Linked DNA regions of Homo sapiens: regions 1, 2 and 4 are each linked to region 3. The links are chromatin loops, found by intact Hi-C in ENCODE. Cell type or tissue: dorsolateral prefrontal cortex. All regions are shown on one strand. Region 1 overlaps CMTM4 (CKLF like MARVEL transmembrane domain containing 4). Region 2 overlaps DYNC1LI2 (dynein cytoplasmic 1 light intermediate chain 2). Region 3 overlaps LOC124903699 (a long non-coding RNA gene). Region 4 overlaps DYNC1LI2 (dynein cytoplasmic 1 light intermediate chain 2).

Region 1 (8,000 bases), 220 kb after region 3:
CTGGGTGACAGAGTGAGACTCTGTCTCAAAAAAGCCCCCCGAAACCCAAAAAACAAAAAGGAAATTCGGGTACATTCTACATGTTCACATTTCTTTACTGGACTGGAGCTTGGTGAAGACAGGAAATATATCTGAGGGCTCTGTTGGCCCTTTCACATAGTAAGGACAGTGGCTGCCATTTAGCTGAATACTCACTCTTGGGCATGGTGCAAAGTATTTTACATTTAATCCTCACAGCAATCCTTTAGCATCAGAATTGCCCCTTAATTCATTTTACAGTTGAATAAATAAAAGAAAACCCATTTTACAATTTATAAAGAGAGGCTCAGAGAAGAGAAGTAAATGTGCCCAGGGTCACAGTGGCAGAGCTGGGATCACGGGCCAGGGCCGTGAGCCTCCAGAGCCCCACTCCTTAACTACTGTGCGACGGGCTATGCTAACGGCAAGAGGATTTTTGCACTCACATTTGTGGGTGCCTGGTGATATTACGTAGAGGTGCCCAGTTTGTGGGGGAACAGTTATGGCCTGGGTCTGGGGCTTAGAAAGACATTCAGACTAGAAGGGTGAATTTGGGAGTGTGAGTCTGGAGGAGGGAGTCTGTTGGTAAGCATGTGTTTCATGAGAAGGCAGCAGAGGCGAGGCCCTGGAGAGCACCTGCCATGTGACAGGAGGCAGGATGGCAAGGGGGAGCAGTGGAAGTCCAGTGCAGGTGGAGGGTGATCACTAGTGCCTAGTGCTGTAGAGGGTTCTGGGGTCCAGATTTGAACCCCAACTCTGCTGTTAACAAGACTTATCTTGGCTGGTTTGCTTAACAACTTTGCTTCACTTTGCTTGTCAATAGGATGGGGATTAAAAACCATGTTCTTCCTGGGGTGATGAAAATGTTTTGTAATTGTGTAATAGTGATGGTTGCACAACTTTGAATATACTAAAAGTCACTGAATTGTGTATTTTAGAGAGTGAATTTTATGGTGTGTGAATTATATCTTAATTAAAAACTGGCTGGGTGCAGTGGCTCACACCTTTAATCCCAGCACTTTCAGAGGCCGAGGCAGGTGGATCACTTGAGGCCAGGAGTTTGAGACCGGCCTGGCCAACATAGCAAAACCCTGTCTCTACTAAAAAAAAACACATAAAAATTAGCCAGGCATGATGGCACACGCTTCTAATCCCAGCTACTCGGGTGGCTGAGGCAGGGAGAATTGCTTGAACCCGGTAGGCAGAGGTTGCAGTGAGCCGAGATTGCTCACTACACTGCAGCCTGGGCAACAGAGCAAGACTCTGTCTTAAAAACAAACAAACAAAACCCAACCAACCATGTTTCTATCAGGATGGAATGAATTTTAAATTAAAGGCTAGAATGCTTATAGAAGTGCCCAGCATTGTATTTGACTCATAGTAGAAGGGCTCAGCAAATATAGACTTTTTAAGGAAGGCCACAGTGTCACACATTCTAGGTTCCACTGTTCTCACTGTCTCTGGAGCTGGGGACACCATTATAACCACCATGCTGAACAGTAGTCCCTGACCTATGGGGTAAGGATGGCGGCCCTGGGGGTCATAGGTTTGGGCCTGTACTGCTAACCCTTAGCTCACTGCATCTCCCTCTCCCAGAGACTGGTTCCAAGACCTCTCTCTCTGGATGGTGTAGAGGTCCTGGGGGGTTGCCAGGGTAGTGGGTCTCACGACTGAGCTGGGTTTTCCCAATGGACTTCCATCTGGCCTCTTATGTATGATATGCAGTTCACTATTTTGGCTGAAATCAATCTTTAGCAAAAAGCTTCTCCCAGCCTGCTCGTTTCTCATTCAATGAGAAATGCTGTGTCCTTACTCTCAGTTAAGGTGGTTGGCCAGAGTTGTTAGGTTGGGGAAGTACCCAGGAAGTAAAGCAGGAAGAGGAAGGAAAGGGGGAGGTTTTGCTTTTGTATTCTGGGGATGCGACACTGCTTTCTGGGATTTCAGCTTCATCTATGAAGCTAGGACCATGAGAAAGTAAAGGGGAAAAGAAGATCCTAATGGCAGCAGTGTAGTTAAACAGCTTCAGATGTTTATGCTTTAAGGGCAGCTTGTTTCCTCTGTCCTCTACATGTGCTTTGTTTTTGCTCCATTACTAATTTAAACGGTCTGAAAATTTGACTTTTTGAGCAGGGTAGCATTCGCAATAAGATTCTGTGGGCAATCTCTTGGCAAGAAAGATGCTGACCGTCCTGTGGTTTTCTGAAATCATGTGCAGTTATATCATCAAACCACATAATAAGGATTTCTGGATTTTCTTTTAAAAATAAGAAAATGTTTCGCACTTTATTGGATAACCCTGTTTGTGTGCTCTAAGTAGTTAGATACCAAAAAATAAACCTATTTTAATTGGAGCCTGTGATACAGTATCCAGCCGTTGTTGATGGGTAACCTGTGGATTTAATGTATGCGTTAGAGCATGCTTCTAAGTATGAAAATTTACGTTGAAGGTGAGAATCTTGCCAAAAAATTGAATTGAATGCAATGTCCAAAGTTCAACTCTTATTTATGGCTTTAGAATTCCAAAATATCAAAATTGTTTACACAGAGAACCCGCTTGAAACATCTGTCAGGGACACTGATTGAATAGGCCTTAGTGACACAGGCCACACCCAGACCCAACCAAGCTTTCTGGGGCATCAACAACCCAATGCTTCTGTCCTCAGTGGAAAACGGTGCCTTCAGGGGTCTGCGGTAAGCACCACTTAGAGTGGAGTGTGGCCTCGGAGGCTGGCGGGCTTTCTTTGAGAGTGCACACCTTGCTGCCGTCTGCTGCACCCCAGCCTTGCCTGCGCTTTGTTTTCTTTCACCATCCTGAGTCCTTGGAAGCCTCTCCCTTTGACCCCATTTCTCCTTTTCTTGTCAACAATGAGGAACTTACTTGCCTCCACCTCTTGGCTCCTTTGCTCAACTAATCACTGTTGACTAATTAGTCCTGCTGGCCAGCCCAGGTGGCTTTAGCTCCTGAGGGCCATCTCTGCCCTTCCAGAGCAGGTAATTTTCTATTACTTCTTTGCTACCCTCAGGTCCTAGCTTGGGCACTGCTAGAGAAAAGCAATGAAACCAAAGATCACATGCAAACACCTTGGTTGCAGATTGAATAATTTACACTTGCAATTAGCTCCTTTGTTTCAGAACCAAACATTATTTGCTCATTGCTCGATTGTCTTAAGGGAGAGGAGGGTGATATTTTAAGTTTATCATCCTCATGGGATGGCCTCCCTTGGGAGGGGAAAAAACTCATGGATTATTTTTCTTAGAAAAATTAAGATATTACTACAGCTAGATCCCTTTGAGAATGAGCAGTCATGTTGTGGGCTTTGTCAGAGTCTCAGCACTGGCTACCCCAGGTCTTGTATTGCTTTCCTTGAAGAGAAATCATACATGGTGATTTTTCCCATGGTGAAAGGGGTGGGAAGACTCTGGATAAGTCATATGTTAGGCATCTTATCTAGGAGAATGAGGTAGGGGAGGAACTAGCTTTGGGACCTGGCCACACGATGGAGGTGCTGCCTGCTTCCTGAGTCGGGGTGTGAGGATCAGAGATGTTTGGACTGTGCCTGGTGCAGAGCCCTGTAGCTTCCTTACCTTATTGATGCTCCCTAAATGGAAGCCGTTGTTATTCGGAGGTGCCTGGCATTGCAGAACTATTTGCCCCCGTTTGCAGACCATATAAATGGCTTCTGGCCTGGGAACTTATGTTTTAAGGTGATCTGTTGTTTAGCGTGTGTATAAAGAGTGGCTTAAAACTCCCCATCTCAACACCGTGAAAGATGGTGCGGAGAGGCTTCGTGCCTCTTCTGTAGTTCCGGCTCCAGGAGCCCATCTTAACATCCCCTGTTGGTTGCTAAGAGAGGAGCTGGCTTCGGAAGCACAGTCCCTGCTTTGCTCTCTGCTGCCCCCTCTGGATTCTCTGTTCTGCACATTCTGAGGTCTTCCAGCAGCCGTTAACAACTAGCCTTTTTCGTCTGTGGTTAAATACAAGCCCTGTCTCGTCTTTCAGATATTTTTTCAGTATTGGCAGGAATAGAGACATTTGAATTTCGAATGTGCTGGAGTTGATTAGAGCTTCGTCTGATTCTGAAGACACTTTGAACCCTGCTGTGTGTGCGCGTGTGGTCACCACTCAGCTTCGTAGGTCTTCACTAGGTTAACAGGGTCCTTAATAGTTGCTCCCCTGCTGGGTAAATGAGCTTCCATGTTTTTACTCTGTAAATTGTGCATGACGTGACAAAGCTGAGTATTGACCAGCACATGCCTTTTGTGTTTCCCAAACTAGTTTACCTCCAGACATGGCTGTGCAAAGTGTTAAGAGGTGTGCGGGGGGAAGAAATCTGTGCTCTTGTAACATCCATGTATTAAGTAAAGGTAAACAGGTTTTACTGTGAGGCTTTTCAGGACTGTTAAGATGCTGGTGTGCCTGATACCCTAAGACCAGGGATATAGTTAAGGTGGGAACAGCATGGGGCTTAGTATGAGAAGACCCAAAGCTGTATGTCTGCGGGGCCCACCACTCTCCACACTTGTGTCCATTTGGAGCTGCTCCTCTGTAAGGGAAAGGGCCAGGCTGCATCTGTAGTCTCAGCCTTAAAAAGAATTTTTTAAAAGCACAACAGAAATACTTTCCCAATGTATAAACCCGAACGATGGTTTGCAAACTAGTCTTGGAACATTAGTTTAGGAGAAGGCTATTAACAGGTGTTCGGTTCTTTGGCCAGAAAACTTTAGGAACCACTGCTAATGGGAGTATAAACATAAAACAGAGGCACTTTGGTGAGGAACTAGGTTGTATCCCAACCTTCCACCCACCTCCAGCCAACCAAGGAACACATCTTGAAAGTTAGGCACCATCTCACACAAATGTTCTCTCCCGTTTTTCCTCTAAGACCACCTGAGTTTGGTGTTGACTGGGAAGCCTCCTAAAGCCTCTGCTGCTGCCTAAGCCCTCATTGACCCTCCCTCTTCCAAATCCCAGCAGCACTTTTTGTCTCGATACCTCCCTGGGCACCGAGCCACGCACCTGGTTAGTTCTTTTTGTGTATAATAGCGTGTGTTGGCTGGACTGGAACTGAGACCTTAAGCACAGAGAGTCTCCAAGTGCCACAAAACGATCAGGGTTGAGGGAGAAGTTGTCTGGCCTCACCCTGTTTGCCTGGGGCGTGGCCTTTCTTATACATGTCTGTGATCCTGACATGTACAGGGATTAGGGGCCCTGAAAGAAGCCATACTCAGGAGAGGAGGGCAGCAGACGAGTGCCAGTGAGAGCCCTGCCCCTGCCCCCCATGAGGAGGGAGTCGGGCTCTGGACCTGACTCATGTTCATAGGAGGGTGTGAACCCAGTGCAAGGCTGAGGTTGAGCCCAGGCTTAGGGAGTGGGGAGGCTGCTGAGGACGGACCATACCTGCTCCCACTGTGGAGTCTGCAGGACACCAGGTGATATAAGTCATGATTAAATTGGGATATACTCTTCAATAGATTTGAAATGACCTGTCATGGAAATAATGCATATATTAGGAAGAAAAAAAATCAGGGATAGATAGATAGATAGATAGATAGATAGATAGATGGATAGATAGAGAGAAGGAATCAAGACCAAAAGAAAAAAGCAGCATATTTGCTCCCTAAGGAGCTTGTTCACCAATGCATCCCTAGAGTTAGGATCGTGCCTGGCATGTAGTAGATCCTCAGTTAATTTTAGCTGAATAAAGGGATGGTACTTGCCTAAATACTACTTTAAAAAAAAAATGGACTTTTAAAACATAAAGGCAAATGTCCACACCCACCTCAGGAACTTTTTCTTTTTTTAAGAGACAGGGTCTCACGCTATTGCTGGGACTGTAGTGCAGTGGCTATTACACAGCCATGATCATAGCTCACGGTAGGCAGCCTCAAACTCCTGGGCACAGGCGATCCTCCTGCCTAGGCCTCCTGGGTAGCTAGGACTACAGGTGTGCACCACTGTGCCCAGCAACCTCAGTCACTGTTTAGAACATAGTGTCTGGGGGCTAAGATTTCTCTTTTCTTTTCTTTTCCTTTTCCTTTTCTTTTCTTTTTTTGACAGAGTCTCGCTCTGTCAGCCAGGCTGGAGTGCAGTGGAATGATCTTGGCTCACTGTAACCTCTGCCTTTTGGGTTCAAGCGATTCTCCTGCCTCAGCTTCCTGAGTAGCTGGGATTATAGGCCTGCGCTACCACACCCAGCTAGTTTTTGTATTTTTAGTAGAGATGGGGTTTCACCATGTTGGCCAGGCTGGTCTTGAACTCCTGACCTCAGGTGATCAGCCTGCTTCAGCCTCCCAAAGTGTTGAGATGACAGGCGTGAGCCACCGTGCTCGGCCTGGGGGCTGAGATTTATTTCTTTTTTTTTTTGAGACGGAGTTTCATTCTTGTTGCCCAGGCCGGAGTGCAATGGCGTGATCTCGGCTCACTGCAGCCTCCGCCTCCCGGGTTCAAGCGATTCTTCTGTCTCAGCCTCCTGAGTAGCTGAGATTATAGGCATGCGCCACCAGGCCCAGCTAATTTTATATTTTTAGCAGAGATGGGGTTTCACCATGTTGGTCAGGCTGGTCTTGAACTCCTGACCTCAGTTGATCCACCAGCCTCGGCCTCCCAAAGTGCTAAGATTTCTTAAGATATTAATGATGAGGAAAAACTCAGATCCAGGAAAAATATTTTCATTCCCAAACAGATGAAGGCACCATCCTCGTAGCAGTTGGGAAAAGCAAGAATACTAGGTAGTAACAACCAAGGTTCATTTTTCTGCTTACTCTTTCTAGCCCATGTGTCCTCACTGCTGGTAGAGCAGCTACATTTCAGAGCTTGCTGGGCACTGTGGTGAAGGGAGGTCTCTGGAACATCTCATACTGGCAACAAAGTCTTCCACCTGAAAGTGATGCACTTGGCAGCTCATTAGCCAGAAGTAGTCTTGTGGCCCCACACAAATTCAAAGGATGCGGGGAAGGTGCTGGATGGTGGAGAACCACAAATATTTGGCAGCCAGCATTAATGACTCCTACAACCCTAATGACAGCTGTCTTTTATAGGATGAGAGTTGCTTTGGATTCAAGTGAATACAGACAAAGTGCATTTAAAGCAGTGGGTCACCATCACTGTAAATAAAAATACCACTTTTATCAAATGATTTCACAACTTCTCTCACACAGATGTCTAATGAGTAATCAAAGAACAGCAAAGCTGGGTGTGGTGGCGTGCACCTGTAATCCCAGCTACTCGGGAGGCTGAGGTGGGAGGATCTCTTGAGCCAGGAGTTTGAGTCCAGCCTGGGCAACATAGTGAGACTCATTTTTTTTTAAAAAAAGAAAGAACAATAGTTTGAAGTTAGGTTCTCTGGTGTTTTGTGTGGGTGATTAAGGCTGGATCCTGAACTTCTCTGAGTAGCACTCAGAGAGATAGATGTTCACATTCCTCATTTGCTCTTTTGTCCAACTTCTTCCCCAGTCTCCTCACAGTTGGCCCTGCGCACACCTTCCTTACCCCCAATGGTGTATCAGAAGCAATGCTCACGTATTTCTAGGTGATGTCATAGATTGCTTTTTTAGATGGAAAAACAGGGTAAGTTTTTGACTTCTCAGATGACTGACAAGATTAAATCTGGACTAAAAAGAGAACTTTCTTTTGTGAAAACAGGCTATAATTGTGAAGCCTGTGTACTTTTTAAAAGGACTTTTTTTTTTTTTTTTTTTTGAGACAGAGTCTCGCACTGTTGCCCAAGCTGGAGTGCAGTGGCATGATCTCGGCTCACTGTAACCTCCGCCTCCCCATTTCAAGCGATTCTCCTGCCTCAGCCTCCTGAGTAGCTGGGACTACAGGCACCTGCCACCACACCCGACTACTTTTTTGTATTTTTTTTTTTTTTAGTAGAGGCGGGGTTTCACCGTATTAGCCAGGATAGTCTTGATCTCCTGACTTCATGATCCACCCACCTCGGCCTCCCAAAGTGTTGGGATTGCAGGTGTGAGCCACTGCA
Region 2 (8,000 bases), 140 kb after region 3:
GTATTGTTTTATAGGCTACTGGTGTTTCCCATATGTTTATGTTTTGTGCTGTCCATGATAGAGAGGTGGTGTCTGTAGTCTTTTGAGTCCTGTTAACTATAAAAAGCCAATAGCAGTTGGTGCCGTGGTTCCACACCCTGGGGTGGAGGTGAGAGATGAGTTCCTGCCATCTTTTTTGGGATGGCCCATTAGCCTGTTGGCACCCATCCCTCAAAAGATGGGTTTAATGATAAATTTGGTCGCATGTAGGCATCTGTCTGGGAAGGAATCTGTGTACCTTGATACTCTGAGAGTGTTTTCCTGGGCTAACCTCAGAGCCAATACTTTACTTCTCAGGAAGTAATCTGTGGGATCAAGACAACAATTTACACGTTAAAAAATAAACTCTACAGCCCACTAGCATCAACATAGCTTTATGCTTTTGACTTCATTCATCTGCTACTATGACCTTTTTACTTTTTTATTTATTTATTTATTTTTACCAGTGTGCAGTATGCCTATGTAATACTATAAGCGTTTTAGTTTTTAAAATTGTAATGCTTTCTGTTGCTCATATATTGATCAAAAACTGATCAACCTATGAGTAGTACTTTGAGGTTGTATGTGTTCGATTTTGTCTCCTCCTGCAGTGAATTGATTTTTCTTGAGCAGATTGATTAGATGGAGCTGCCTTGATTTACACATCAGTGAAAGAAGAGAAAAACCTCGACTTGTTGTATAAGTATATTGTTCATAAAACATACGGTTTCCACTTCACCACACCTGCCTTAGTTGTGGAAAAGGATGCCGTTTTTATGTGAGTTATTTTGAGCTGATGCTTTGAAACTCTTCTTTTTAAAGTACATTTGCTTTTTACATTTTACCCCTTCAAGGAAGGTGCCTTCTGTCTGTGTCTTCTACAGCCAGCTCTCTCACTGCACCTTCTCTCTGTTCCTTTCCGGATTATGAGGCATCTGCCTGAGGGAAGTGGGTGGTGTGGTCAGGGGTGCTGCCTTTCTTCCTCGAGAGCAAGTTGCCAAAACCTAAGCCAGCCATTTTTGGCACTCACTGTCAACTCTGGTAAAATACTGGCTGGGGAGGGAATATAGGGAATTGTGCTTGGGGGATCCTGAATGTCTTCTATTAAAGCGCCTGCTTTATCTGTGTGTTGGCAGGGATGACTGCAAACATCCTCTCGGCATCTCTGTCAGCATGGGCTTTCGCTATATTAAGTGCTTACTGTGCTTCTGGCATTTCACATTTTGGGAGCCACCGGGATTGATTGTCCTCGATAGAGACTTGGATACCTGTTTTCCTAAGCTGGTGTCTTTCTCTCACTGGAGAATCATAGTGTTGCTGGATGCATAAATATGAAGCTGTGGTCTCTGACAAGACTTGTGTTAGCAGATTGATGTTCAGGCTTCAGTATCCTCCTGACTTAACAAACAATTACATTATTCATTCAGGAAACCTTATTCAGCACCCACTAGGTGCTCAGGTTCTCTGCAAAGGACACAGAAATGAATGATACGTGTTCCTTGCATATGGCACTGTCTAGAGGGGACATACACAGCTGAAGAAGGGAAGGGCAGTGATGGGGTTATGGAGGAAGTATGGCAGGGAAAGCAGGAGGGTGATGCTGGAAGACAAATGGTAGATCCCAGGCGGACTGGAAAGAATTGCAATAGGGGGAGCCGGGGAGTGCAGTCTGTGAGAGGCTGGAAATGTGAAAGCCAGGAGCTCTCAGGGATTTGGGTTGCCTCCTGCACAGTCAAGGAGAGTGTCACTCAGGCTAGTCATAGATGGCATACCTACAGGCTTGGGCTGATTTTAGATAGTTGTTCAGAGCAGTCAGGCAGGCGCCAGAGGCACAAGCCCTGTGAGAGGTGTGTTTGGAATCACTTGGTATCCAAATCACATGTCATCCCTAGGAGCAAGGAGACCGGTTGGATTTGGGGCTGGTCTGGAATGAAGAAGCATCTCTCAGCTTCCGAAGGCTGCATGGCTCACGGCAGTATCTCAATCATGCCCTGCCCGTTTGCACATTTGGTCCTGTTGGTAGTTACCTCTCTGGTGACTGGCAAAGTCAGCAAGGATATTGGGGTGGAGCACCCTGGCTAAGCACCCTCTTGATTATAGAGCTATGGAGTAGAAGACAGATGGAGAATGAGAGGCCTGTGAGAACAATCAGTCAGTTGCCATCTTTCAGAGCTGCTCGAGTTCAAAAGTGTGTCATACAGGGTATTTTACCATTGCTACCTTTAAGGGATTCAGGTGGGAACCCTAGGCTGTGGCTTCACATAATGGAACTTGGGTGCCATCCTACCCTGTGATGTTGAGCTGGCCAGCACTGGTGTAGGAACCTCAAGGACTCTGTGCTTCTCTGGTTTGGGGCCTAGGATAAACACAGGCCCTGCTTGCCCCTTGGTTCTAGGACACATCTTCCCATGCCAGCAAAGTTAATGAACCAGTCTACAAGATAACTGTTGAAAGAATTCTTAGAGAAACAACCCACAGGAGGGGAGCCATGTCAGAGCCCAAGAAAACCATCCCATCCTGAGCTCTGCCTTCTGTGCTGCTCTCTGCATCCTATTCTCTGTCGGAACAGGACCCCACTGTGTCCTTGCTCTTCTAGGCAGAGTTGTGGGAGAGTGCTAAATGCTTTTGAGTGGGGCAGCCTGTGGAATGGGATCTCATACTGGCTCCTTAGACCTTGGGCCCATGAACTCAGTATGGAGCAGGACCTGCGATGTTCTGATGGATTATACCCACAGTGTATTTTGGCACATCTGCCAAAAGCTACAAACAACCCCCAACAACTACACACTATATCTTGTGAGAAGTGTCCTACCCAGGAGTCCTGAATGTGATCTGAGTATGCTCTAAGGCAGCCCCAGGAAAAGCAATTCAGTCCCTCTCTCTTTGCCTTTAGACCTGCAGGCTGGGACAATGAAAAGAAAATAGCTATTTTACATGAAAATTTTACAACCGTGAAGCCGGAAGATGCATATGAAGACTTTATTGTGAAACCTCCCGTGAGAAAGGTAGTCAAAGACAATTGCTTTAAGGGTTTAGGGCCGGGCGCGGTGGCTGATGCCTGTAATCCCAGCACTTTGGGAGGCCAAAGCGGGCAGATCACATGAGGTCAGGAGTTTGAGACCAGCCTGGCGAACATGGCAAAACCCCATCTCCACTAAAATACAAAAATTAGCTGGGTATGGTGGCAAGCGCCTGTAATCCCAGCTACTTGGGAGGCTGAGGCATGAGAATCACTTGAACCTGGGAGGCAGAGATTGCAGTGAACCCAGATTGCGCCACTGCACTCCAACCTGGCAACAGAGTGAGACTCCATATCAAAAAAAGAAAAGAAGAAAAAGGGTTTAGGTGTTTTTTAATGCAAAAAGAAGCCTATAAAGATGGGGCGTGGTGGCTGATTCCTGTAATCCCAGCAGTTGGGAGGCTGAGGCAGGAGAATTGCTTGAACCTGGGAGGCGGAGGTTGTAATGAGCCGAGATCGGGCCACTGTACTCCAGCCTGGGTGACAAGAGCGAGACTCCATCTCAAAAAAAAAAAAAAAAAAAAAACTATAAAGAAACAGGTCTTACACATTGTATAGTTTGTGGGGGGTAGTGGGGAGTAGTAAGTCCCAGGGCCTTTTTGTTGATCTTTAAATGAGGTCTGGCGTTATGTAAATGGCTCAGGGCTGGTGGGAAGGAGTGATGGAATGCTCACCTGGAGTTGGTGGTGTTTCCCATTAAGTCCTGCCAGTGCTGCCGTTGCCTCTGGATTACTGTTACTGGATCCCCTCATGTGATGTCCTGCAGACCCTGAGGTGTTTAGAACCTGCCAGACTTAAAAATGCCAGTTGGCTACATGCTGCGGCTGGTTTTGGGAGAGGTCTGTGCCAGGCTAGAAAAATATTACTCTGCAGTCTCAGTAGGGATCTCCCAGACCTGTGTTGAAGCCTGAGCCTCGGACTCTCCTTTCGGCATGAAGTTTGACAGTGGTTAGGAGTATTCTTGGCCTGTGGCCACAAACATGTATGTTGTTTCACAGCTGGTCCACGACAAAGAGTTGGCAGCAGAAGATGAGCAGGTGTTCCTAATGAAGCAACAGGTAAGAAGACCAGTGAGGTTAGAACAGAGGCCTTCTCATGCATGAAATGCCAGTCCCTAGGGTGGGGTTGGGGGTGTCTGCATGTGGGAAGTCACAAAGAGCTTGCAGTGGTAGAGGGGTTGAGACCAGGTCTCCTCATTCCCTCCTTATTTCTAGGATTAGTTGGGGATGGACCACCTCCTTAGGAGATCACCTACCTGCCTTGCAGACTCTCCTACAGGAATAGTAGGATTCGCATCTTTTAAGTGCTCTTTCTTTGGAAATGTGGTTTTCTGGCATAATACTTCCTATGTTGACAGTTAACCAAGTAACCTGACCACACTTCCATTATTTCATGTAGCCTCACACAGCCCTGTACATAAAGGCAGGTGATGCCTGTTTTGCAGATGAGGAGAGTAACTTCCCCAAGCTGACAGTTTAGAATGCAGACTTCCCATTTCTGTCACCCAGATTATTGTTAGATGTGTCCTGGGTCCACCTATCATCTGCCCAGTGGTACAGGCAGGTCAGCAGGAAGTTTTGATGGTTCTTTTTCCAACTGTTTCCTTCTTTTTCCATCTTTTTCCTTTCTGTCCTTTGCTTGCTTCCTTAGCTTCAAAACTGGTTACTTGGAGTATTTTTTTTCACCATATACCAAACGGCTCAATTAAAATTTTTTGGCATCTGTGGTATAAAACATAGGACTTAGTTGTTGTTAATAGTGCCCTCTAGTGGAGTACTTGGAGTAAGTTTTTCTCTAGACCTTCAGTGCTCTCTGCAGGCCTTGGTTAATAGCCAGTTTGTCCCTCTCTTTGCAGTCACTCCTTGCCAAGCAACCAGCCACTCCCACGAGAGCTTCTGTGAGTACCTTACACTAAACAGAGGGTCAAGGCCCAGTGTTGTGGGTGTCATCAAACTTTATACCATTATTTGTGAGAGCGTATATTTGTGTGGGTTTTGTATTTTCAGTGGGAATTTGGTTTCCCTAAAGACCCATGACCAGAAACATAAAAGAAACTCAAGAAGTTTCTGATGAAAGAATACAACTCTGGGAATTAGAGTGAGCTGGCTTTGTTATCTGGATGTCTTTCTCTCAGGAGAAAGAGAGCCAGAAAGGGCTTGAATTGAGAGCATACTCCCAGTCCTGTACCATAGCCTGTGAAAAATATCCCTCAGAAGCATGTCTCCATTTGTGGCATATGTATTTTTTGTTATTGTTATGCCTGTGTGTGACCTTAGCTGCTTTTGGACTTAGGAATCTCCTGCAAGAGGACCCTCTGGCTCTCCAAGGACCCAGGGTCGGGGAGGGCCAGCCAGTGTGCCTAGCTCCTCCCCAGGCACGTCAGTAAAAAAGCCGGACCCAAACATCAAAAGTATGTATTCCTCAAAAGTATGTCTCTTTGGAGAGTAGTTTAGTTTTAGACCTGAGCCCTGCAGGGGCTGGGTGGCTGAGTCTATAAGGTGGAGACTCATGGAAGCCAGGCTATTCTCTTCCCCGATAAGGGCTACTTTCCATTTCCCCCATTCCAGAGGAAGAAGGTCCATGGTAGGCAGAGACCAGGGCCTGTTCCTTTGTTAGAATTGGTAGCCCATGCACCTGGCTCTGTGTGAGACCTCACTTAGGCCCTGCTCATTCCTTCAGAGAGGAATGCAAAATAGTAACTTTATTTTTTTAGAGACAGGGTCTCACTCTGTCACCCAGCCTGTGGCACAGTGATACGATCATAGCACACTGCAGCCTCAAACTCCTGGGCTCAAGTGATCCTCCCATGTCAACTCTGGAGTAGCTGGGACTATAGGCGTGTGCCACCATGCCCAGCTAATTTTTAAAATTTTTATTGTAGGCCAGATGCAGTGGCTCATGCCTATAATCCTAGTACTCTGGGAGGCCAAGGTGGGAGGATAGCTTGAGCTAAAGAGTTCGAGACTAGCCCGGGCAACATAGTGAGACCTCGCCTCTACAGAATATTGAAAAATTAGCTGGGCATGATGGTGCTTGCCTGTAGTCCCATCTACTCAAGTGGATGAAGCGGCAGGATTGCTTGGGCCCAGGGCATTGAGGCTGCAGTTGAGCTGTGATTATGCCACCATGCTCCAGCCAGGGTGACAGAGTGAGAGACTGTTTCAAAAAAAAAAAGGCCTGGCGTGGTGACTCAAGCCAGCACTTTGGGAGGCTGAGGCGGGCAGATCACTTGAGGGCAGGAGTTTGAGACCAGCCTGGCCAACATGGTGAAACCTTCTCTGTACAAAAATTAGCCAGGCGTGATGGTGGGCACCTGTAATCCCAGCTACTCGGGAGGCAGAGGCAGGAGAACGGCTTAATCCTGGGAGGTGGAGGTTGCAGTGAGCCGAGATTGTGCCATTGCACTCCAGCCTGGGTGACAGAGCAAGACTCCATTTCAAAAAAACACAAACAAAAATATTTTTTATAGAGGTAGGGGTCTCACTTACGTTGCCGAGGCTGATCTCAAGCTCCTAGCCTCAAGCAGTCCTACGCCCTTGGTCTCCCCAAGTGATGGGATTACAGGCGTGAGCCACCACCCCTGGCTGAGGGAGTCACTTTAAAATGTGTATTTTGAATCTGTAACTTTGTTTCTCATTATGTTTATATGATGACTGTCTATGAATTGTGGGGATTTTTCCCCCTTCACTTCTCTTGTCAAGCTCAATTACTTTTCAGATTAAGTAGCTTTTATCCCAGTAACTTAGTGATACTCACAGATACTGCCTGCAGTAAAATCATTAAAAAACAGTTTTATTTAATGCTTGTTTGATGGGTGTCTTCTATTCAGGATGTGAGCTTTTCACAGCAGGTTTGGAATGTTAAGTGCTCATGCAACTTTGAAAAACACTGTCTCATGGACGGGGAGGTGGTGTGGAGCACAGGTTATCTATTCTGCTCCCAAACAAGTGGGAAATGTAAACATGGTTCCACTTAGTAATCATGCTAAGTAGCCTCAGCAGTAGCAGTGTAAAGGCATCGTAGCGAATGAATGTTATCAATATCCTAGGAAGCTGATAGCCACAAGTGGCTAATGCCAAGCTGAGAACTAGGGTGTTTAATTTTAAGTCTTCCAGTTTATATGATGCTTTTTTTTCTCTTTAATTTTCCTTAGATAATGCAGCAAGTGAAGGGGTGTTGGCCAGCTTCTTCAACAGTCTGTTGAGTAAAAAGACAGGCTCTCCTGGAAGTCCTGGTGCTGGTGGGGTGCAGAGCACAGCCAAGAAGTCAGGTACAGAAGGGCCCTGGAGACTTGTGACTCTTGTGGTTGAGTAGTGCTGCAAGGATGGAGAGGCAGACACCTGCCCTGCAGACCCTGCAGTGTCCTGAATAGCCAAGCAAGGAAGCAGGTCTTCATTTCCTACTGAGCAGTGTGCCGTGCTTTCAGTGGGATTGCCTTACTACCATGCAGGTTTCCTTGGCACATTGAGAGTGGGATTTGTGTACATTTGGGTTCTCGGGAACTGGGTGTTGGGTGAGTTGAGGTATAGCCTAAATTACATATGTGGCCCTGTTGTAGAACCTCTCCAGTAGAAGTCATGGTCCATGGAGGGTGTACCAGTGACTTTTTTTTTCTTTTTCCAAGGTGGAGTTTTGCTCTTGTTGCCCAGGCTGGAGTGCAATGACGTGATCTCACTGCAACCTCCGCCTCCCAGGTTCAAGCGATTCTCCTGTCTCAGCCTCCCGAGTAGCTGGGATTACAGGCGCGTGCCATCATGCCCAGCTAATTTTTTGTATTTTTAGTAGAGATGTGGTTTCATCATGTTGGCCAGGCTGGTCTTGGAATTCCTGACCCCAGGTGATCCCTCCATCTTGGCCTCCCAAAGTGCTGGGATTACAGGTGTGAGCCACCGTCTGCGGCTGACTTTTTTTTTTTTTTTGATAGAGATGGAGTCTTGCTCTGTCGCCCAGGCTGGAGTACAGT
Region 3 (8,000 bases):
CTCCCCGTGTGCACACCTGTTTATATGCAGAGAAAAGTTTAGTAGGACACACAAGCCAGCAGTTACCAATGCTTATCTCTGGGTCATAAAACTGTAGGTCTATTTCTTTATTTCTTTATTTTTGAGACAGTCTCCCATCAGGCTGCAGTGCAGTGGCGCAATCATAGCTCACTGCATTTGAACTCCTGGGCTCAATAGATCCTCCTACCTCAGCTTCCTAAGTAGCTGGGACTACAGGTGTGCACCACCACAGCCCAGCTGGAACTCTTACATTCTTTATTTTTCCATTTATTTCATTATTTACTATTCTTATATCTTTTTAATTAAAAAAAATTTTTTTTTACTAATTTATTTAATAGAGACATGGTCTTGCTATGTTGCCAGGGCTGGTTTTGAACTCCTGGGCTCAAGCAATCCTCTCCAGTCACCCAAAGTGCTGGGATCACAGGTGTGAGCCACCACTCCAGCCCTACTCATTTTTTTTTTTTTTTAAATAGAGACAGAGTCTCGCTCTGTTACCCGGGGTTGGTGTCAAACTCCTGGACTCAAACAATCCTCCTGCCTCAGCCTCCGAAAGTGCTGTGATCACAGGCGTGAGCCACCGCCTCTGGCCTACTTTTCTTATTTTTAAACATGGAACATATATTTAATAATCAGGAACAATTCATTAAAGTCTGCCTTACACACTTACACATAGGAGTGGGAGGGAAGAAGACACAGCACACCCACTCTCTGGGGCAAGAAGGCAACAGAGAAGAGGCCAGGTTGCAGCTGCACCTGCCCTGTGGGTGAGGACTGGAGGCACCGCCCTTGTAGATAGGAAATCCAGGAAGGCTTTCGGGAGAGATCTGAAGGAAGTTATGGAGAGAAAACAGCAGGGGCAAAGGTCCTGGCCTTGTGGGCCAAAGGAAGGGCTTGGATTTTATGGCCAGGGCTGCCTGCCCCATCTCCAACCCTTGGGCCAGGGCTGGAAAGGACTTGAGAGGGCATCTCCCTCCTGCTTTCCTAAAGCATGCTCCCTGGAACACGATCCCACAAAATGTTCTGAGAGAAAAGATCCATAGCCCACTACCCCACCTTGGAAGAGATTCAGAATGCACAGTGTGTATAGTCAAGGCTTTAAAATTCTGCAGTAAAAGGAATCCATCCAGTTTTATTGCAGCAATGCCAAATGTTTCCCCATGAACCTCCTCTTTGCTGTAGAAACTAGTCACATCTGGCTGGACCCATGTACTTTGTGAGACACCCTTCTATCCATTTTTTTTAAGACAGAGTCTTGCTCTGTTGCCCAGGCTGGAGTACAGTGGCGTGATTATAGCTCACTGCAGCCTTGACCTCCTGGGCTCAGGCAATCCTCCTGCCTCAGCCTCCTGAGTAACTGGGACTACAGGCATGTGCCACCACTCCCAGCTAAGTTTTATTTTTTGTAGAGACGAGACTCACTATGTTGCCCAGGCTGGTCTCAAACTCCTGAGTACAAGCAATCCTCCTGCCTTGACCTTCCAAAATGCTGGGATTGGAGATGTGAGCCACCTCGCCCAGCCCATCCATTCTTTAAGGTGTAAAATAAAGTACAGAGACCTAAACTGACTTCTGCAGGTTCTCTTTTTTTTTTTTTGAGACCGAGTCTCGCTCTGTCGCCCAAGCTGGAGGGCAGTGGTGCCATCTCGGCTCACTGCAACCTCCACCTCCAGGGTTCAAGCGATTCTCCTGTCTCGCCCTCCCGAGTAGCTGGGACTACAGGCGCGTGCCACCACACCCGGCTGATTTTTTTTTATTTTTAGTAGAGACGGGGTTTCACCATGTTAGCCAGGATGGTGTGGATCTCCTGACCTCGTGATCCATCCACCTCGGCCTCCCAAAGTGCTGGGATTACAGGTGTGAGCCACCGCACCCGGCCTTCTTCTGCAGGTTCTCTAGAATCCCACTTTAAGCTCCTGGCTGAGGTGGGTCTGGACCCCATTCTCTGGACTCCCATCAAGCCACTTTCCTGGAAGCTTCCCACATTTAGTAGTTGAAGGAGCCAGTTTGGACATCTCCAAAGTCAGAGAGAGAGCTCCTGTATGCTCCTCCAGGGAAGACAGTTAGCATCTCCAGCTCCATGCTGTGGTTTTTTATTTATTTATCTTTAGATAATGACTATAACTTAATTTTAATTTTTTATTTTATGCTTTTTTTTTTTTTTTTTGAGATGGAGTCTCACTGTGTCACCCAGGCTTGAGTGCAGTGGTGAGATCTTGGCTCACTGCAACCTCCACCTCCCGGGCTCAGATGATTCTCCTGCCTTAGCCTTCCGTGTAGCTGTGATTACAGGCATGCACCACCACGCCCAGCTAATTTTGTATTTTTAGTAGAGACAGGGTTTCACCATGTTGGCCAGGCTGGTCTTGAACTCCTGACCTCAGGTGATCCACCCGCCTTGGCCTCCCAAAGTGCTGGGATTACAGGCATGAGCCACCATGCCCGGCCTATGCTTCTTTTTCTTTTCTTTTTTTTTGAGACAGAGTCTCACTCTGTCGCCCAGGCTGGAGTGCAATGGTGCAATCTCAGCTCACTGCAACCTCTGCCTCCCAGGTTCAAGCGATTTTCCTCCTCAGCCTCCCAAGTAGCTGGGATTACAAGCACCCACCATCATGCCTGGCTAATTTTTGTATTTTTGTAGAGATGGGGTTTCACCATGTTGGCCAGGCTAGTCTTGAACTCCTGACCTCAGGTGACCTGCCAGCCTTGGCCTCCCAAAATGCTGGGATTACAGGCGTGAGGCACTGCACCTAGCCTCTTTTTCCTTTGCAAAATCATTGGTAAAGAAAGACTATAATTTAAATATACCCATGCATTGCCTTCATTTCCAGGGTGCTAACAATGTATGGGTATTTCTGAGCCTGCTCCCTGACCCCCACTGCCTCCATGGGAAATACAGTTTCAAACACACTCATAGAAAGTCAAGCACTCTTTAATCAGCCATTAGCAACAATCAAACCCTATAAACCTTCACCTGAACAACCCAGTTCTCCATAGAAGTCTGAGAATCCAAACTGGGTATATTTTCTTCCCTGTTGAGGACCAGGAGGACACTTTGGCCTGGAGGCTTGTGTAGGAAGTGCACAGCCCATGACCTCTACTTTCCCCAAAGACAAGAGCCTCCCCTGGCACAGGGTACCCCATGTGATGTGGCAGTTTAAGAGGCTGGGCAGACACAAGAATCCCAGCACTGCCATTGGTCAAATGAGTGACTTGTGCAAGGAACCTCAACTGCATTTGGAGCCTCAGTTTCTCTATCTGCTGAATGGGGGCAGCCGTTCCCATGTATATTGTGGGGGCAGACCCTCCCCCAGCTGTGTGTTCACTGCAGAATGGGGGGCAGGGAGAAGTATGCAGAGTGCTGGAGCACAGCTGCCCTCCTTTCCTTGGCTCAAGAGCTATTTCTGTCTGAAGAACTAGGACCTGTCACTGTAATCAGGGCACCCCCATCTCCAGGCTATGCTGAAGACTGGGTCAACTTTATTTTATTTTTAAAAAAAAATTTTTTTGAGACAGAGTCTGGCTCTGTCACCCAGACTAGAGTGCAGTGGTGCAATTTCGGTTCAGTGCAACCCCCGCCTCTTAGGTTCAAGCTTCTCATGCCTCAGCCTCCCAAGTAGCTGAGACTACAGGCAGACGCCACCACACCGAGCTAATTTTTGTACTTTTAGTAGAGATGGGGTTTAGTAGAGATGTTGGTCGGGCTGGTCTTGGTCTCCTGACCTCAAGTGATCCACCCAAGTAGATCAAGTGATGGGTCTCCCAAAGTGCTGGGATTACAGGCGTGAGCCACTGCGCCCCGCCTTGGTCAACTTTTTTTTTTTTTTTTGAGATGGAGTGTAGCTCTTGTTGCCCAGGCTGGAGTGCAATGGCACAGTCTCGGCTCACTGCAACCTCCGCCCTCCGGGTTCAAGCGATTCTCCTGCCTCAGCCTCGCAAGTAGCTGGGATTACAGGCACCCACCACCATACCCGGCTAATTTTGTATTTTTTTTTATTAGAGATGGGGTTTCACCATGTTGGCCAGGCTGGTCTCGAACTCCTGACCTCAAGTGATCCACCCACCTTGGCCTCCCAAAGTGCTGGAATTATAGGCATGAGCTACCATGCCTGGCCTGGGTCAACTTTAATTTGGCTTTTTCTCACACCTTCAGTTCCATGTAACTGCCTCCAGGCCCTTGCCCTTGCTGTTCCCTGTTTGGAATGCCCTCTTCTTTTTCTTCTTTTTTTTTTTTTGGAGATGAAGTCTCGCTCTGTCACCCAGGCTGGAGTGCAGTGGCTCGATCTCAGCTCACTGCAACTTCCACCTCCTGGGTTCAAGCAATTCTCCTGCCTCAGCTTCCCGAGTAGCTGGGATTACAGGCATGTGCCACCACGCCTGGCTAGTTTTTTTTTTTCTTTCTTTTAGCAGAGATGGGGTTTCACTGTGTTGCCCAGGGTGGTCTCGAACTCCTAACCTTGAGACCTGCCCTCCTCGGCCTTCCAAAGTGCTGAGATTACAGGCGTGAGCCCCTGCGTGCTGGGATTACAGGCGTAAGCCACCGCGCCCGGCCCTCTGCCCTCTTCTATCCTTCATAGTTTCGGGGAGAAGTGCACGTCCTTTCCCCAGGAGTCCAGTGGTTGTGGCGCTGGCCAGCTGTCTGCTCCGTCCAGTGCCGGAGCTTCTAGCCAGCAGAAGAAGCAAGAGCTGAGGGCATCAGTGAAACAGGAGATAAACAACAGCAAAAATATTTTATATAGTTTGACAAGTAGCAACCTGCCAGGCAAACTCTTTTCCAGCACAGCCAGGCTCAGGCCCCGGGTGGTGGATCCCCGGCTAGGATGCACTGAAGACACAGCCGCAGCTTTAAACGTGGCCACCAGGGGGCGAGAACAGATTGCGGGAAGCACCTGAGCTTCTCATTTCCCAGAGTGGAGGGAGGAAGAGTGTGGAAGAGTGTGGAGTGTGTGTGTGTGTGTGTGTGTGTGTGTGTGTGTGTGTGTGTGTGTCTTCACTCCTTTTCAGGGACCTAGTGTGGGGCGGGGGGCTTTACTCCTTTTCAGGGGCCTAGAGCTTGCTCAGACTTCGTTCTGGGATAGACCAATCGTGGCCCGAGCAACTCCTGGCTGTGTGACCCAGAGCAAATGTCTTAATCAATTTGATCCTCAGTATCTCAGTTGCAAAATGGGAATAAGGCCGGGCACAGTGGCTTATGCCTGTAATCCCAACATTTTGGGAGGCCGAGGCAGGAGGCTCACCTGAGGTCAGGAGTTCGAGACCGGCCTAGCCAACCATGGCCAAGGTGGTGAAACTCGTCTCTACTAAAAATACAAAAATTAGCCGTGCGTAGTGGCAGGTGCATTTAATCCCAGCTACTCGGGAGGCTGAGGCAGGAGAATCACGAACCTGGGAGATGGAGGTTGCTGTGAGCCGAGATCCTGCCACTGCACTCCAGCCTGGGCGACAGAGCAAGACTCTGTCTCAAACAAACAAACAAAAATGAGAGAAAGAATAGTACCTATCTCAGAAGGTTTGGGGTCTTGGCTGGGCATAATGGCTCATGCATGTAATCCCAGCACTTTGAGAGGCCAAGCTGGGAGGATTGCTTGAGGTCAGGAGCTCAAGACCAGCCTGGGCAATATGGGGAGACTCCATCTCTACTAAAAATTTAAAAAATTAGCTAGGAGTGGTGGATACTCTGGGGGCTGAGTTGGGAGGATCGCTTGAGCCCAAGAGGTTAAGGCTGCAGTGAGCCATGATAGCGCCACTGCACTCCATCCTGGATGACACAGTGAGACCTTCTCTCAAAACATTAATTAATTACTTATTTTTTAAAAAGGTCTTGGGTCTGATTAAATGAGTCAGTTCATGGACTGTTCACTGATGGGCCATTCCACAGGCACATGGAGCATGTTCTCAAAGACACCAAAGGAAGGTGCTCTAAAACAATTTGTTACTTAACATTTTATTAAAACAAAAGCAACATGAGGGAAATCACAATTATGTTTACCTTCCCTGTAGTTACTTGTCAGTTCGGTATCATTTTGGACTATTTTTCTGTTTAGTGACATACTTGAGGACCCCGTCATCCTCTTGGTGTGTGACTTAAGTGGGTTTTCAGCCCACAGAGGTCTCCACAGGAGCTATAGATGACAGGGCCCCCACTGTCTGTTCAGGGGTGCAGTTCGTGGAGGGCCCAGAGCAGTTGAGCAGAAGAGGTCCATGCAGGACCCAGAGAAGTATAGGTTCTGTTGCATCCTCTGCAGAAAGCCTGGGGTCTTGGGCAGCAAGGCCCTTATAGGGTCCCCCCACCTTCCACCCCCAGAGACCAGCCTGCTCCCCCAGGATTTGGCTATGGGGATGCTGCACCTCAGAGTCCCTTGTCAATGTTCCCACCTGGGCCTCCGCCTCCTTCAGACCAACCCCAACACTTTATTCACTGCCCTCCTGGGGTGCACTTCCCCCAAGCGTAGCTTCTCCTCTCGTCCCCTAGGCTTGTTGTACCATTCTGAAGAGCATCTCGGGGAAGGGATTGTCACATGGATGGGGAGACCCCTGGCATTTGGGGTGGTCACAGGTGCCAGGATTCCTCCCCAGTTCCACACAACAAGGGATTGTTTGAATTCTTCCTGACCTTCGAGTGTCCCACCAGCATGTTCAGACAGGTGAACGATCTGTTTTGTTTTGTTTTTTGAGACAGACTCGCTCTGTTGCCCAGGCTGGAGTTCAGTGGCACAATCTTGGCTCACTGCAACCTCTGCCTCCTGGGTTCAAGCAATTCTTCTGCCTTGGCCTCCCTAGTAGCTGGGATTACAGATGTCCACCACCACACCCAGCTAATTTTTGTATTTTTAGTAGAGACAGCGTTTCACCATGTTGACCAGGCTGGTCTCGAACTCCTGACCTCGGGTGATCCTCCTGCCTCGGCCTCCCAAAGTGCTAGGATTACAGGCGTGAACCACCATGCCCAGTCTTGTTTTGTTTTGTTTTGTTTTGTTTTGTTTAACCAGGTCTCTACAGGTATCTGATGAACAATCTGTTTATCATCATTTGAACCTACAACCTTGCTCTGTTTTATTTGGAAACACAAAGGGATTTTTGCACAGTCTTAAAATGTAGAATATTTTCCAAGAATACAATTATCATGTGAAATGAGGGAAGATGGTACTTTGTGTTGAGAATTTTACCAGGAGTTATCATCATCTAGGAAACTCACACCGTGGGGGCAAAGAGACTCACTTTCCTCTGCCTGGTATGCATCTGAAGCCGCTATTTATGGAGCTTCAAAATAAGGTACAGGCTGGGTGTGGTGGCTCATGTCTGTAATCTCAGCACTTTGGGAGGCCAGTGTGGGAGAATTACTTGAGACCAGGAGTTCAAGACCAGCCTGAGCAACATGGTGAAACCCTATCTCTACCAAAAAATACAAAAATTAGCCAGGCATGGTAGTGCACACCTGTAGCCCCAGCTACTGGGGAGGCTGAGGCAGGAGGATCGCTTGAGCCCAGGAGGTCAAGGTTGCAGTAAACTATGATCGCATCACCAGACTCCAGCCTGGGTGACAGAGGGAGACCCTATCTCTAAAAAAAAAAAGAAGAAAAACAATATGGGTACAAACATCAGAAGACTTCATCACATCTTTAGTGGCGTTGTCCCCCACCATTTACATACTGACATAAATATTATTTTTATTTAAAATTACATGATTTGTGTATATACATACAATTTTATTTTTTATTTTATTTTACTTTTTTTTTGAGACAGAGTCTCACGCTGTCGCACAGGCTGGAGTGTAGTGGCACGATCTCAGCTCACCGCAAGCTCCGCCTCCTGAGTTCACGCCATTCTCCTGCCTCAGCCTCCCAAGTAGCTGGGACTACAGGCGCCCACCACCACGCCCAGCTAATTTTTTGTATTTTTATTAGAGACGGGGTTTCACTGTGTTAGCCAGGATGGTCTTGATCTCCTGACCTCATGATCCGCCCGCCTCGGCCTCCCAA
Region 4 (8,000 bases), 150 kb after region 3:
AATGACAGTAAACTGACTGTAGAATGATAATTGTGGTATAGTGACCAATAGATGCCAAACAGCTTGTGGCCTCACTAAAGGTGGGGTCGCTTAGTCCCCGGGAGTAAAATGAGTGACCTCAGAAACAAGAATTCCTGGAAAGGCACATGCCGAAGAGGAATATGGTATAATTTTAAATTTTAATGCAAAATTTTAATTTGTCTTTATTTTTTATCATTTGAACTGATAAGCACTTTTTGTGTCAATATAAAATATACTAAAACTGATGAAATGCTAAGACATGTCTTGTGAAGGAAGGTTTCTTGGAGACCACTTTTATTTACTCATGAGAAGTGGAAGCTCCTAGTATCAGAAGAAGCTGATACATAGTGTCATGTGCTCAGTGGTTGCCAAAGTCTACCAACTTTGGGGAGCTGCAGGGTTCTTTTTGGGAGGTGGGAGGAAGGGAGATGAGTTTTGTTATTTTGGGGTTTTCAAGCATTGGAACCAAAGGCCAAATAATAAACAGCCTTTAGTTTTTAAAGTAAAATTCATTTTATTTGCAGAGTACACTTGTATGGTAGACTGTTAAAGACAATTTTATGACTATTTATGCACATTATAATGGTTACATCTGCTTTTTGTCTTTAAAATAAAAAAAAAAATCAGAGAAAAGCCCACCTTTGAATACGTGGCTGAAGATAACAGCCAAGAATTGGTCTTTCCTAAAAATGCAACAGATAATGCTGCTAGATTGTTATTTTGTTTGCACTTTTTTTTGATTGGCATTTTAAAATCGGTATTTAAACTGAAGACATTGTCATGTTTTATTAATTTAACAAAGTTGAAAGTGACTGCTCTGTACATCATGACCTTAACAATGTTAATGCTGTAAGTGAAAGTTCACTGTCGTCTGTATACTAAATTTATTGGTGTTTCTAACTTAAAAGTAAGACTGCAGATTATCCCCCACCAGCCTTAGTCCAGGGGTGTGGCTCTGTCCGGGTGCAGTATGCAGTCATGTGGAACCTTGCTTTCTAGTCCTGGGAAAAAAAGATGTCTCTAATTACTGGCTTCAATAAACACGAATCCAGACTGCTTACAAGTTTTGGTGGCTTTCTTTATGGTGAATCATCCCACTGGAGATACATTGAATTTTCTGCTAATCATATGGGGTATCTGATCACATAACTAAAAATGTTTACCTGTCTCACTTGAAATTGTCAGAAATTCTGGAAAGAATAACATTGTAAAGCCATATTTATTTTATCTTATTTTTTAGAGCTGGGGGTTGTCAAGTCTGGTCTTGAACTCCTGGCCTCCAGTGGTTCTCCCGCCTTGGCCTCCCAAAGTGCTGGAGTTATAGGTGTGAGCCACCACACCCAGCCTGGTTTTTTTGGTTTTTAAAAATTACAACCATCCTCATGAGTATGAAGGTGGTGGGTATCTCAGTGACTAACGATGTTAAGGAGCATCTTTTGATGTGTGTATTGGCCATTTATATATCTTTGGAGAAATGTCTATTCAGATTCTTTGCTCATTTTAAAATTAGGTTATTTGCCTTTTGTGTTTTTTGTGTTTGTTTTGAGGGTCTTGCTTGTGTCTCAGCCTCCCAAAGTGCTGGGATTATAGACATGAGTCACTGCACCCAGCCTATTTGACTTTTTATCATTGGGTTGTAAGAGTTATTTATGTATTCTGGATACTATACTCTTAACAGATATAACTCTTTCCTTTTGATATGCTCCCCTTAATCTCTGAGCATTTTCTTACTTTCTGGCACAAAAAGGTGTTCCAGGCTCACCTTGCATTTTCCCTGACTTTGACCTGGAATCAGCCGTTTTTCCAAGGAGTCCTGGTTCCTGGTTTCTTTTTTTCTTTTTCTTTTCTTTTCTTTTTTTTTTTTTTTTTGAGACAGTCTTGCTCTGTTGCCCAGGCTGGAGTGCAATGGTGCAATCTCAGCTCACTGTAACCTCCACCTCCCGAATTCAAGTGATTCTCCTGCCTCAGCCTCCTGAGTAGCTGGGATTACAGGCATGTGCCACCACGCCTGGCTAAGTTTTATATTTTTAGTAGAGACGGGTTTCGCCATGTTGGCCAGGCTGGTCTCGAACTCCCGACCTCAGGTGATCCACCCTCCTCTGCCTCCCAAAGTGCTGGGATTACAGGTGTGAGCCATCGTGCCCGGCTAGAGCCCTGGTTTCTTTTAGTGGGAGATTGGTTTTTGGAAACCAAGATCTGGACGATAGGCATACTTAATTTTACTGAGTGCTATTACTTGTAGGCCTTTTGAGTGGACGCACCATGTCTACTTTTTCACTTAGCATTCCCTGTAAGTTGGTTTATATTAGTTCATGGAGATGTTTATTCTTGTTTATGGCTACATCCTATTCAATTGTATAATGTACCTTGTTTATTCATCCAGTCTCCTGCAGATGGGCATTTAGGATGTTTGCAGTCTTGTATTATTACATCTAATGCTGCAGTGAGTAACCTTCTGCATATCTTGTGTTTTATTTTGGAGATGTGTCTTCAGGGTAAATTCTTAGCAGTGGGCCTACCTACTCAAAAGGTAAATGCGCGTCTGTGGTTGTTAGATATTATCAAAATCCCTTCCATAGAGGTCACACCAGTCTGCGTGCCTGTCAGCACTTGTACAGATTATTAATTCATTGTTACATTTTGTCTTAAAATTAAGTTAGGAAGTTTGGTGAATAAATGTGTTGAGGATTATTTTATTTGATAATACGGGCATTAACATTGTAATAGTAAACGCTTACATTAGAGATTGCTGTATACCAGTCACTTCTATTTTTATTTATTTTATTTTTATTTTATTTTATTTTATTTTTGAGATGCAGTCTCGCTCTGTCGCCCAGGCTGGAGTGCAGTGGCACAATCTCGGCTCGCTGCAACCTCTGCCTCCTGGGTTCAAGCGATTCTCCCTGCCTCAGCCTCCCGAGTAGCTGGGACTAAAGATGCACGCCACTACGCCTGGCTAATTTTTGTATTTTTAGTAGAGACGAGGTTTCACTATATTGGCCAGACTGGTCTGGAACTCCTGACCTCAGGTGATCCGCCCGCCTCCGCCTCCCAGAGTGCTAGGATTACAGGTGTGAACCATGGCGCCCAGCCACCAGTCACTCTTCTAGGTGGTTTATACAAACTGATTTAAACTTCACAACAACTCTGCTGATGTCCATCTTAGTTTCCAGATTGAGGAAATTAAGACATGGATAAGGTAAGTAGCTACTAAGGTCCCAGAATTTGAACCCAGGCAGTCTAGCTTGAGTTTCAGCTAATCATGGTGGTATGCTGATACTCTGTGCTCATTTAAAGCAGTTGGGGGCCTGCACACGGTGGCTTACATCTGTAATCCCAGCACTTTGGGAAGCTGAAGTGGGCAGATCACGAGGTCAGGAGTTCGAGACCAGCCTGGCCAACATGGTAAAACCCCATCTCTACTAAAAATACAAAAATTAGCCAGGCATGGTGGCACAAGCCCGTAGTCCCAGTTACTCAGGAGGCTGAGACAGGAGAATCACTTGAACCTGGGAGGCGGAGGTTTCAGTGAGCCGAGATCGCATCACTGCACTCCAGCCTGGGCGACAGAGTGAGACTGCGTCTCAAAAAAATAAATAATAAAGCAGATGGGGAAAATGTATCAATCGAGAGTGTTTTCATCTGTGGTCGTAAGCAGCTGTGTGCTGCTGTTCAACCTTTTCCCCTTGCCATGATGGATGGAAGAGTCACTCTTGCTAGGTGGAGAGAAATGGCAGATAAAGTACCCAATATCCTCTACAAAGGGAGAAGGGGCTGCAGTCGCAGGTATCTTTCTGGGAAACGCAAATTGAGGTGTCTGCCACTCCTAATCTTGGAATTTCCTTTCTCTTAAGGTATGAAGAGCTTTAGGTGTTGCCTGCGGCAGGAGCCCTTGGCAGGCTCTGAGACAGACTTTCACCAGTGCAAATGTTCCTAGGTGTGCCTGTGAGGCTAGCAGGCTGGCCTGCCTCTAGACCTGCCTTAGGGGCCCTTACACACACCACTAACCTCTCTGGAATTCCTCTTCTGCCACCTCTGGATTGGGAGCAACCCGTGGAGGGAGGCAGTTGGAATGTTGGGGAGGGCATGGGCACTAATGGGTTCCAGTCCTAGTTCATTCTCTGGTGACATTTGAATCAAGCAAGTGCAGTTCAGATGGATGAGAAATTGATCAAGAAGCAAAACAAGAAAACAACCAAAATTGGGGAACTTCACCCCTCTCAGGCCTCCTTTTCCCATCTTTGTAAAGTAGGGATAAAATTTCTTTCTAGTCATTGTGGACATTAGAGGAGGTACACATGTGCCTGGCATATGGTAGGTCTTCAGTGTGATTAATGACCTTGAAAACATCTCTAGGACGTCATCTCTGAGTAACACTGATCCAGCAACCTCATTCTTAGCCCCTACCCTTTTTGGTTGTGGCATTTCAGTTTGTGGTGTAAATACCATCTCTAAAGACAACAGAGCGTAGAGGGATGGATATCCTGTGACCGTTCACTGTGATGATGCCTGGTGCTGCTCCTACAGGATGCCACAACCGAGTTCTGAGGTATTTAGTATTGTATTCCTTACCCTGCAAGGCTTGCAGATAGCCGAAAGGATGCCAAGTGCTGTCTTGATGCCGTCTGTATTGATAAGGCAGAGATGGTGTGTTCTGACCAGGAGACAGATGACAGGCCAGTAGCAGTGATGGTGAGAGCTGGAGGAAGGAAGCGGCTGACACTCCCACTGGAGATGAACAGCACACCCTGCTGGCTCACAGTGAGACGGCCGAAAGTGTCTCCCTGCGCTTGACGCTGAGGGACTCACAGCCGGAAAGGAGAGGAGAAAGCAGGGGTTTGAGGCCAGGAATTGGGGGTGGATTCTGTGTGGGTCAAGAACTCCTTTCCCCAACCTTGGGCAGTATTTCAGATGGGACAAGCCTAACCTTTCAAATGTTTCTAACCTTGTTACGAAATTACTATGAAAATTTGGCTGGCGTGGTGGGTCACACCTGTAATCCCAGCACTTTGGGAGGCCGAGGTGGGTGGATCACCTGAGATCAAGAATTCAGGTCCAGCTTGGCCAACGTGGTGAAACCGTGTCTCTACTAAAAGTACAAAAATTACCTGGGCATGGTGGCGGGTGCCTGTAATCCCAGCTACTGGGGAGGCTGAGGCAGGAGAATCACTTGAACCCGGGAGGTGGAGGTTGTAGTGAGCTGAGATCGTGCCACTGCACTCCAGCCTGGGTTATGGAGTGGGACTCACTGTCAAAAAAAAAAAAAAAAAAAAAAAATTCCTGGCCAGGCACGGTGGCTTATGCCTGTAATCCCAGCACTTTGGGAGGCCAATGAGGGGTGGATCACCTGAGGTCAAGAGTTTGACAGCAGCCTGGCCAACATGATGAAACCCCATCTCTACTAAAAATACAAAAAACTGGCCAGGCGTGGTGGCTCACGCCTGTAATCCCAGCACTTTGGGAGGCCAAGGTGGGTGGATCACGAAGTTGTCAGGAGTTCAAGACCAGCCTGACCAACATGGTGAAACTCCGTCTCTACTAAAAATACAAAAATTAGCTGGTCATGGTGACGTGCGCCTGTAATCCCAGCTACTCAGGAGGCTGAGGCAGGATAATCGCTTGAACCCAGGAGGCGGAGGTTGCAGTGAGCCGAGATTGAGCCACTGCACTCCAGTCTGGGCAACAAGAGTGAACTTCATCTCAAAAAAAACAGAAAAAAGAAATTCCTATGTAAAAATTCATTTAATGACAAGATATTTTCATGGGTAATGTTCTGTAACAAACTTATTTCTTGTGTAGAACTGAATTAACTGACATTCCTAAGTGATCATCAAGCTCCTCCATCCTCCCTGCCCTGCCTCCCCACAAATCTCACCCAAGCAGGATCTTCAAAGAACTATTTAAAGTTCTGCTAGAAAAGGCAAACCTAATGTGAAGCATGTAAGTTTTTGTTCTGGGAAGAGTTCAACAATTTATATGCCTTTTTAGGGCAATAATTTATTTTAAAGAGTGGGAGTGCAGCTGTGGCCTGTTAACATCTGCCCTTGATATTTAAAATATTTGGCACAGTTTGTGAATCTGTTTTTTACCTATTCAAAATCATCTAACAAATGCTAGCCTGGAATTAAACTTTGGAGTATATAGGACACAACACTGTCACTGTTTAAGCTTTGTATATAGAAAATATGTGGGTGTCGAGAAGGTATATTTTATTTTATTTATTTATGTTGAGACTGTCTCGCTCTGCCACCCAAGCTAGAGTGCAGTGGTGCAATCATGGCTCACTGCAGCCTTAACCTGGGCTCAAGTGAGCCTTCCACCTTACCTCCCAAGTAACTGGGACTACAGGTGCATGTCACCATGCCTGGCTAATTTTTGTATTTTTTTGTAGAGATGAGGTTCACTATGTTGTCCAGGGTGGTCCCAAATTCCTGAACTCAAGCGATCCACCTGTCTGGGCCTCCCAAAGTGTTGGGATTACAGGCGTGAGCCACTGCGCCCGGCCCAATACGTTACTGTTAACCATAGTCATCCTACTATGTGATAGAATACCAGAACTTACTCCTCCTATCTAATTGTCACTTTATACCCATCAACCAGCCTTCCTCATCCTTTCTTCCCCCATCCCTTTCCCAGTCTGGTAACCACTGCATTAGACAGATTTTGGGTTTGATTTGTTCTATGGGTGACTGGTAGGTCTGACACGTCTTTGACTGTGGGCATCTTCCAGGTCCCACAGAACACCCTTTGAGAACATTCACATGCCGGGTTTCTGAGGCTTGATAAAGGTCCATGTTTTTATGAGCCTTGGAATTTGGACTCTGGTGATAGTACCTTTCAGCCTCTGTTTTATCTCTCCTGCCCCACCTTCTCTTCCCCCTCACAATCCCTGCCCCAGAGGAAATAAGCACTGTGAATTGGTGAATTTGTCATAACTAGGACAATGCTGGGAGTTTTTTCCCCCTAGGAGCAGGTTTCTCCCTGATGCCTATGGATAGTACAGTCCTAGCCACAAAGGGGAGTTCAGCAAACATTGCCTGCTGCTGGTGCTGAGTCCTCATAGGAATCATCATCAAGAACAGCCTCAAACCAGCCACTGTACCAGATGGCTCTCCCCACACTTGGAACCGTAAATAATTTCTGGCATTGAGCCGAATCAGAACTGCTCTGACATAAAAGAAAAACTGTAATCCATAGCCCCAGGCCCAACACCTGGGCTGTCTCAGCTGGGAACTTGTTTCAGGTCGACTTGGGTTTGAGTCGTGGCCCCAGAACTTCACAGTTGTGTAGTCATGGAGAAGTCAGTTAACCTCAGTGAATCTCAGCATCCAGTGAGAAAATCCTCATCTCCTTTATAGGGATGCTGGATGTGTGCCTAGCACAGTGCCTGGCTTGCAGACAGTGTCCCCAAACAGAACCAGCCCTGAATAAATTGTGTGACACACAGGCCTCAGTTCTTGAAAAGGCTTGAGAGACCAGGCATGTGGCTTATGCCTATAATCCCAGCACTTTGAGAGGCTGAGGCTGGAGGATCACTTGAGCTCAGGAGTTTGAGACTAGCCTGGGCAGCACATTGAGACTTTGTCTCTAAAAAAAAAAATCAAAAAAATTAGCGAGGCATGGTGGCACATGCCTGTGGTCCCAGCTACCCTGGAGGCTGAGGTGCTGAGAATTCCAGCCTGGGTGACACAGTGAGATCTTGACTCAAAAAAAAACAAAAACAAAAACAAAAACAAAAAAAAACGAGCCTGGGCGCAGTGGCTCATGCCTGTATTCCCAGCACTTTGCGAGGCCGATGCAGGTGGATCACCTGAGGTCAGGAATTCAAGACTAGCCTGGACAATGTAGTGAAATTCTGTGTCTACTAAAAATACAAAAATTAGCTGGGCGTGGTGGCACACGCCTATAATCCCAGCTTCTCGGGAGGCTGAGGCAGGAGAATCGCTTGAACCCGGGAAGCAGAGGTTGCAGTGAGCCGA

The links. Hi-C counts contacts between places; a loop is a spot of excess contacts. Peaks named below come from ENCODE experiments on the same cell type or tissue, not always from the same donor. Only the 100,000 strongest peaks of a DNase experiment are listed, where the experiment ranks them.
Region 1: a loop joins it to region 3, with 3 times the contacts of the local background. A loop is called at or near these places in 21 of 110 quality-filtered maps.
Region 2: a loop joins it to region 3, with 2.8 times the contacts of the local background. A loop is called at or near these places in 83 of 110 quality-filtered maps.
Region 4: it touches region 3 in a loop (4-fold over the local background); 70 of 110 quality-filtered maps call a loop at or near these places.

What each region holds. Positions count from the first base shown.
Region 1 is chr16:66,647,041-66,655,040 of GRCh38, reverse strand. The region is part of intron 1 of CMTM4 (CKLF like MARVEL transmembrane domain containing 4); the gene reads left to right. Among named protein-coding and RNA genes, the nearest start is that of CMTM4, 46 kb to the left of the region's middle. RefSeq lists an enhancer at 3,761-4,055. In dorsolateral prefrontal cortex, CTCF peaks have their summits at 3,711 and 3,913; a DNase peak (open chromatin) is centred at 3,900; H3K4me3 peaks cover 1,164 bases; H3K27ac peaks cover 1,311 bases.
Region 2 is chr16:66,725,135-66,733,134 of GRCh38, reverse strand. It overlaps DYNC1LI2 (dynein cytoplasmic 1 light intermediate chain 2), which reads left to right. Exons shown (of 13, transcript NM_006141.3): 7 at 661-796; 8 at 2,912-3,023; 9 at 4,036-4,095; 10 at 4,893-4,934; 11 at 5,330-5,447; 12 at 7,191-7,307. Among named protein-coding and RNA genes, the nearest start is that of DYNC1LI2, 22 kb to the left of the region's middle. In dorsolateral prefrontal cortex, CTCF peaks have their summits at 4,608 and 4,810 (motif pointing left); no DNase peak of the experiment used is centred here; H3K4me3 peaks cover 281 bases; H3K27ac peaks cover 3,858 bases.
Region 3 is chr16:66,864,881-66,872,880 of GRCh38, reverse strand. The region is part of intron 1 of LOC124903699 (a long non-coding RNA gene); the gene reads left to right. Among named protein-coding and RNA genes, the nearest start is that of PDP2, 12 kb to the left of the region's middle. RefSeq lists a silencer at 7,654-7,847. In dorsolateral prefrontal cortex, a CTCF peak has its summit at 4,850 (motif pointing right); a DNase peak (open chromatin) is centred at 4,860; H3K4me3 peaks cover 362 bases; H3K27ac peaks cover 72 bases.
Region 4 is chr16:66,713,977-66,721,976 of GRCh38, reverse strand. It overlaps DYNC1LI2 (dynein cytoplasmic 1 light intermediate chain 2), which reads left to right. Exons shown (of 13, transcript NM_006141.3): 13 at 1-1,084. Among named protein-coding and RNA genes, the nearest start is that of CMTM4, 21 kb to the right of the region's middle. In dorsolateral prefrontal cortex, CTCF peaks have their summits at 4,554 and 4,758; a DNase peak (open chromatin) is centred at 4,756; H3K27ac peaks cover 2,209 bases.